Linked DNA regions of Homo sapiens: region 2 is linked to region 1. A link is an interaction called in ENCODE POLR2A ChIA-PET data of the cell type or tissue named here. Cell type or tissue: OCI-LY7. All regions are shown on one strand.

Region 1 (4,000 bases):
GAGGCAGCTGCTGCCTTATGCCTGCTCCTTTGGATTTAGGAGTCCTCACATGTCTGATCCAATCACCCTGTCTTTTGGTCCATCTTATGGAGGGTCGAGATGGCATATATGGAACTTGGAGGCTTTCTGAAACTCTGGAAGAGGTATAGCAACTCCCTCATAAGGTTGTAGAATTATTCTAATTCGCACAGGATAATTCTTAGAAAACTGCCAGACACATAGTAAAATGTGAATATATTATACTATTAAATTACTACATATTTGTTCAATGACAAGTGTATCTGCTCTAAAAATGGTGACTTTCAGGGAAAAAAAAGTTTTTAAATAAAATATTATCAACCCACAAGTCTATTAATAGAAAATTGGTTAGGCCAGGCACAGTGGCTCATGCTTGTAATCCCAGCACTTTGGGAGGCCGAGGCGGGAAGATCATCTGAAGTTGGGAGTTCAAGACCAGCCTGACCAACATGGAGAAACCCCATATCTACTAAAAATACAAAATTAGCCAGGCATGGTGCCGCATGCCTGTAATCCCAGCTACTCGGGAGGCTAAAGCAGGAGAATTGCTTGAACCTGGGAGGCAGAGGTTGCGATGAGTCGAGATTATGCCATTGCACTCCAGCCTGGGCAACAAGAGCAAAACTCCGTCTCAAAAAAAAAACAAAGAAGAAAAAGAAAATTGGTTTAAACAAACTGTAGTCTAGGTATAGAGTGAAATACTATGTTGTCTTTAAAAAGATAGCAAATGGCCGGACGTGGTGGCTCACGCCTGTAATCCCAGCACTTTGGGAGGCTGAGGCGGGTAGACTGCCTGAGGTCAGGAGTTTGAGACCAGCCTGGCTAACATGGTGAAATCCTGTTTCTACTAAAAATACAAAAAAATTATCCAGGCATGGTGGCACACACCTGTAGTCCCAGCTACTTGGGAGGCTGAGGCAGGAGAATTCCTTGAACCCAGGAGGCAGAGGTTGCAGTGAGCCGAGATTGCGCCACTGCACTCCAGCCTGGGCGACAGAGCAAGACTCTGTCTCAATAAATAAATAAAAGATAACAAATTAGGGAATTTTAAAAGATTTCTGTGGAAAATTTCTAGTATATATAAATAAAAAAACAAGTTGAATAAATAGTATAATTCCATTTAAACAATAAGTATATACTGTTTGCGTATGTATTTTAAAAATCCGATAGAAACCACCAGAATAGGCCGGGCGCAATGGCTCATGCCTATAACCCCAGCATTTTGGGAGGCTGATAAGGGTGGATCATCTGAGGTCAGGAGTTCGAGACCAGCCTGGCCAACATGGTGAAACCCCGTCTCTACTAAAAATACAAAAATTTGCTAGGTGTGGTGGCAGGCGCCTGTAATCCCAGCTACTCGGGAGGCTGAGGCAGGAAAATCGCTTGAACTCGGAGGCGGAGGTTGCAGTGAGCTGAGATCGTGCCATTGCACTCCAGCCTGGGTGACAGAGTGAGACTCCGTCTCAAAAAAACAACAAAAAAAGAAACCACCAGAATAAATCAATGCTATAACTTGGGTGAGAACTTCACTTTCTACAAAATACATGGTTACAATATCTTTTCTTCCTTTGACAGGGTCTCATTCTGTTGCTCAGGCTGCAGTACAGTTGGGCGATCATAGCTCACTGCAGCCTCAACCTCCTGGACTCAAGCCATCTGCCTGCCTCAGCCTCCCAAAGTGCTGGGTTTACAGGCATGAGCCACTGCGCCCAGGCCTATAATATCTTTTTAACAGTAAGCACACGACTTTTATAATCAGAAAAAATATTAACGTAAAGGCACACAGATCCTTCTTAGAACACACCATACTTTTACCTGAATTTGTTTGCAATGTTTTCAATATTCATGCTTCTCTAGCACTCGAGAGCTCAAGTCTGTTTTTAGAACAACATCATAAGCTGCTACATGAGCTGTTTCCTGTGTCGGTCAGCTATTTTTAATTAATGAACATTTGCTGTAAGAGATCACTGAGAAAGAAAAACACCAACTCTTTTGCAAGTTACACTACAGAAAGGTTTCCTCTCTAGAATTAAAAAAAAAAAAAATACAGCATTCATCATACAGTAGACAATGATTGAGGATAAAATCAGAGTTAAGCAGTGGCTGGGCATAGTGAGGCACACCTGTAGTTCCCAGCTACTTGGAAGGCTGAGGTGGGAGGAATGCTTGAGTCCAAGAGTTTGAGGTTGCAGTGAGCCAAGAGGGTGCTACTGCACTCCAGCCTGGGTGACAGGGCAACACCCCAACTTAGAAAAAAAATTATAATTAAATAAAAATTAAAAAAAATTTTTTTTGAGATGGAGTCTCGCTCTGTTGCCCAGCCTGGAGTGCAATGGCGTGATTTCGGCTCACTGCAACCTCCACCTCCCGGGTTCAAGCAATTCTCCTGCCTCAGCCTCCCGAGTAGCTGGGATTACAGGCACCCACCACAACTCTCGGCTTATTTTTGTATTTTTAGTAGAGACAGGGTTTCACCACGTTGGCCAGGCTGGTCTCAAACTCTTGACCTCAGGTGATCTGCCCGCCTTGGCCTCCCAAAGTGCTGGGATTACAGGCGTGAGCCACCAAGCCCGGCCAAAAGTTAAAATTAAAGAAGACCAGTGGAAGGGAAGAAAGAAAACAATTAAAAAAATACAAGATTGGTTTTAAATCAAATATTTATATTAAGCACCTATGTATAAAACACTGTCCTACACTGACTAGAAGACTTAAAATTGTGGTTGCTGTTTCTGTAAGAGCAGTAATATAACTATGCCCTCCACTTTATTAGCTCCTTTCAAGGTTTATATGAGACAATATGGTTAAACAGTAGCTGCTATATAGACTTTAATTACGTTTTATTTATTTATTCTTCAACCAACAAGTTATATACCACCACAAGGAATTCTTCTGAAGAGTTAGCAGCATCCAAAAGAGGTAAGACTTGTCCAATGGTTGGGTAGTAGAGCCAGGGTTCCTAAGGTCCCACAAGCCACTCTCCCTTAGAATGGAGACAGAATTTTCCTGTAGATCTAATAAGGCCCTTATTGCACCGTGTATAGTAACATATATTCCAGGCTCAAAATGAAAAAAGGGTTTATTTTTCTTTTACCAAACTGTAATCCTCATGACAGGTGACAATCCACACAATTATAATAAACTCTACCCACATCCTCTTAACTCACCACTCTCCTAAATTCTTTGCATTTGTAACTGTTTCACAATAGGATGCTTTCTTGCCTATTTTTATTTGGTTCAAATAGGTTTTAGAATTTTTACTTAATAAAATATATTTCTACCTAATAAAATATATGTGCAATAAAAATGTAGCTAAAAATGCTGGGCTTGGAGAGAAGCTCTGGGAGTAGGGTGGTGAAGGCTGATGCCCTCTAAAAAGGCCTTGCCTGTACCACATTCCGTAGGAGGTGTAATTGCTAATTTTTTTTTTTTTTTTTTTTTTTTTGAGACAGACTCTCGCTGTGTTGCCCAGGCTGGAGTGCAGTGACGCCATCTTGGCTCACTGCAACCTCCCATTCCCATCTTCAAGTGATTTTCCTGTTTCAGCCTCCCGAGTATCTGGGATTACAAGCATGCGCCACCACGCCTGGCTGATTTTTGTATCTTTAGTAGAGACAGGGTTACGCCATATTGGCCAGGCTGGTTTCGAACTCCTGGCCTCAAGCAATCCACCCACCTCAGCCTCCCAAAGTGCTAGAATTTCAGCTGTGAGCCACCGCGCCCGGCCATGATTGCTAATTTTATATGTCAAGTTGGAAGGTATTTTGGATAACATTAAATCAGTGAGCTTTGAGCAAAGCAGACTGCCCTCCATAAGGTGAGTGGTCCTCATCCAATCAGTTAAAGGCCTGAACAGAACAGAGACCAGCCTCCCAAGCAAGAGCAAATTCCCCAGCAAATGGCCTTTGGACTTGTTTTGCATCATTGGCTGTCCTGGGACTTGAGCCTGCCAACCCCACTGCAGATTTGGACTTGTCAGCCTCCA
Region 2 (4,000 bases), 200 kb before region 1:
GGCTCCAGGGATTAGGACATGGACTTATTGGAGGGGCCTACTGCACCTGGTTAAGGTGATTGGTCTAGGGATGGACCTGCAGGACCATTTAGAATCCTTCTCTGAGAATTTCCTAACCTGAATTTGAACAAAAATATTTTCTCTCTCTGGTTATAGAACTGTAAGCATGTGAGTCAATGTCTCCAAAGATCATGTTTCCTATCTCATGGAATAAATTGGTTTGCAAGAATAAACTTCTTTATTCACCTTGAAGAACTTCCCCAAATTCAGTAACTTACCCATATATATACATATATATATATATTTTTTTTTTTTTTTGAGACAGAGTCTTGCTCTATCACCCAGGCTGGAGTGCAGTGGTGCAATCTCAGCTCACTGCAAGCTCCGCCTCCTGGGTTCACGCCATTCTCCTACCTCAGCCTCCCGAATAACTGGGACTACAGGCGCCCACCGCCACACCCGGCTAATTTTTTGTATTTTTAGTAGCGATGGGGTTTCACCATGTTAGCCAGGATGGTCTTGATCTCCTGACCTCGTGATCTGCCCGCCTCAGCCTCCCAAAGTGCTGGGATTACAGGCATGAGCCACTGCGCCTGGCCAACTTTCCCATATTTTTAAATGTACATGTGCTGTACAGCACATAACATCAGAATTCTAATCCCCATAGTTAACCATATGAATTTCTCCATTTTTCCTTGTTGCCCTTTTCACACAATATTATTGAACTATTATTTAAGTGCTTATTGTATGTGAGGCACTATACTAAGCATTTTATCAGAGCCTCGTGAAGTAGGTTTAGAGATGTAGAAACGGAGGCTCCAGGGATTGAAGTGAAGTGGTAAATTTACACAGCTAGTATGTGGCAGAGATGGGATGAAAAGGGGCTTTTTGGCAAACCCCCTTTTTTTTCTTTTTTTTGAAACAGTCTTACTCTGTCGCCACAGTGGTGCGATCTCAACTCACTGCAACCTCTGCCTCCCAGGTTCAAGCAATTCTCCTGTCTCAGCCTCCCCAGTAGCTGGAACTACAAGCGCACACCGCCTCGCCAGGCTAATTTTTGTATTTTTAGTAGAGACTGGGTTTCACCATATTGGTCAGGCTGGTCTTAAACTCCTGACCTCAGGTGATCCACCCGCCTCGGACTCCCAAAGTGCTGGGATTACAGGTGTGAGCCACCATGCCCGGCAGCAAACTCTCAACCGCTACACATTCTGCCTCGTGTATTTATTCCTTTCTTCATTAATTCAACACATATTGATGAAGTACTTGTTAGGCATACGGATCTTAGCCAGGCAGTATATTTTGCTGGAGAGTAGGGAGGAACCGTGGATATGGCACTAACATGCCCTCCCCCTTCACCAATAGTGAGCTCACGAAGGGCAGAAGTGATTATCTTATTTAGCTGGGTTCCCCCACTACCTCGTATGAAGCGTGTTACATAATATTAGTCTACTGGATATGGGGTTTTCTTTTCTTTTTTATTTGGAAAATCTGGAATAACAAGGATTTAAGCAGCTCTGAATTGATATAATTGCAACCAGGACTGGCAATCAAATCTCACCAACACATATGAGTCTGGCTTGGCATAGGACTCCTCATTAGAATAGATGCCAAGTTACTTAGCTAGGGAGTAGCCTGGCTTTGTTCTAACTTAAAATCCCGAATTAGAGGAAGTTTATTTTGGATTAAATTAATAACTGGAAATTAATCGATCTTGGAAAAGGTCAGACTGTTTTTATCGCATGTGTCCAATATCATTTTATGCCAACATTTTGATCATCAATCACAGCCAAGATGCCGGTATCTGCACCTTCAAATCATAGCGGTTAGTGGGGATCTAATGTTAATATAAAATATACAGCTCTGTTGGGGAAGCCTCTTTGTCATATTTTGGAAACTGCCCGTGTTTTGCAAAGATGATAAAGTAAACAGCTTTAATCAATTTGCTACTCCCCAGGCCTCAAGCTTAACACATACTTTGTTAGCAGGTGCAGGAAATTGTTTGCAGATGGTGGAATTGGCCAGATGGTTCAGAAGCCAGAAATTGAATCTGGTGAGATACTGACGGGACCATGAGAGGGCAGTGTGACAACACAATTAAGAGCAGTTAACGACAAAATAACTTGGGAGTTAAGATATGGTCCTGATTTCTTCCCTTTGCTCCACACCCACACCCCAATAGAACGTAGCCCTTCTTTTTATCCTCCTACCATCAAAATTTGTGGCATATTTTAGAAACTATTTGAGATAATAGAGTTATTTTATTTATATTTATATATTTATTTTTGAGATCAAGTCTCGCTCTGTAGCCCAGGCTGGAGTGCAGTGGCACAATCTCAGCTCACTGCAACCTCTGCCTCCTGGGTTCAAGGGATTCTCCCACCTCAGCCTCCCAAGTAGCTGGGATTACAATAGGCGTGGGCCACTCGCCAGCTAATTTTTGTATTTTGTTTATTTATTTTTTTGAAAGACAGAGTTTCGCTCTTGTTGCCCAGGCTGGAGTGCAATGGCATGATCTCAGCTCACCGCAACCTCTGCCTCCCGGGTTCAAGTGATTCTCCTGCCTCAGCCTCCCGAGTAGTTGGGATTACAGGTATGCACCACCACGCCCGGCTAATTTTGTATTTTTTTAGTAGAAACGGGGTTTCTCCATGTTGGTCAGGCTGGTCTCGAACTCCTGACCTCAGATGATCCGCCCTGAGGTGTTAGCTAGACATCCAAAGTGCTGGGATTACAGGTGTGAGCCACTGCGCCCGGCTGTATTTTCAGTAGAGACAGGGTTTTGCCATGTTGGCCAGGCTGGCCTCAAACTCCTGACCTCAGGTGATCCGCCCATCTTGGCCTCTGAAAGTGCTGGGATTACAGGCATGAGCCACCACGCCCAGCAATAGTGATTTTAAATTACAGCAGTGACAACTGAAAATTATATGTTAGACATCCCTGCATTTAAACTACTTCACTTGCCCCATTTCTCAAGCCTTCTCATTAGCCTCTTTACAACTCTACTCCAGGTTCTCAAATGTTGTTTGACATTCTTAGAAGCTTTTCATATCTCCCTTCTCTGTTTTTCTGTTTTTTGTCTCCCTCACACAAACTCAATTTGCTCATATTTGATGGTGAAGAGAAATTTCACTTTTAGCCCTTGGTTAGCTGCTACCTTTGCAGATCTAAAGGCTCCCTAGTACACTATGACAAACAAAAGGGACACCTACTCTGGGACGCAAGATCATGGGAAGCATGACGTGGTTCTGGACTTAATGGTTCTGATGATATTTTCCTGATTCTCAGATAACAGTCGAGATAAAAAGATCCCGAGAGCCAGCTGTCGCTTATGATAAATATACAGTAACTTCTGGTGTACTGATTTTGTGACATTGTTCGGGAAGTAATTCCTGGATGTCTAGCTAACACCTGTTTTTCCCAGGCACTCTAACAGATTTATAAGCATCTAATTTCCCATATTAAATATCTTTCGGGCCGGGTGTGGTGGCTCACGCCTGTAATCCCAGCACTTTGGGAGGCCAAACAGGCAGATCACTGAGGCCAGGAGTTCGAGACTAGCCTGGCAACATGGCAAAACCCCATCCCTACTAAAAATACAAAAATTAGCTGGGCATGGAGCTGCACGGCTGTAGCTCCAGCTACTCGAGAGGCTGAGGTGGGACAATTGCTTGAACCCAGGAGGCAGAGGTTGTAGTGAGCCGAGATTGCACCACTGCACTGCAGCCTGGGCAACCGAGCAAGACTGTCAAATGAATGAATGAATCTCTTTCTGCATAAACTTGGTGGTGGAATATATTTGTTTCCTGGGGCTGCTGTAACAAAGTACCACTGACTGGTTGGTTTAGAACAGCAGATATGTATTGTCTCACAGTTCTGGAAGCTAGAAGTCCAAGACCAAGGTTCCCAAGGATTGGTTCCTACTGTAAGACACAATGAATTTCTCTGAGTTTCTCTTCAAAAATTTAGACTACTAACTTCCTTGTCTTTTGTTCTCAAA

The links. Peaks named below come from ENCODE experiments on the same cell type or tissue, not always from the same donor. Only the 100,000 strongest peaks of a DNase experiment are listed, where the experiment ranks them.
Region 2: POLR2A ChIA-PET joins it to region 1 with 7 read pairs; 5 of 35 experiments call an interaction of 5 or more read pairs at or near these places.

The regions. Positions count from the first base shown.
Region 1 is chr12:32,466,328-32,470,327 of GRCh38, reverse strand. All of the region lies in intron 1 of FGD4 (FYVE, RhoGEF and PH domain containing 4), which reads right to left. Among named protein-coding and RNA genes, the nearest start is that of FGD4, 69 kb to the right of the region's middle. In OCI-LY7, no CTCF peak of the experiment used is centred here; a DNase peak (open chromatin) is centred at 1,927; H3K4me3 peaks cover 940 bases; H3K27ac peaks cover 2,307 bases.
Region 2 is chr12:32,670,173-32,674,172 of GRCh38, reverse strand. No RefSeq gene overlaps it. Among named protein-coding and RNA genes, the nearest start is that of DNM1L, 7.1 kb to the left of the region's middle. In OCI-LY7, CTCF peaks have their summits at 1,876 and 2,076 (motif pointing right); DNase peaks (open chromatin) are centred at 702 and 2,042; H3K27ac peaks cover 516 bases.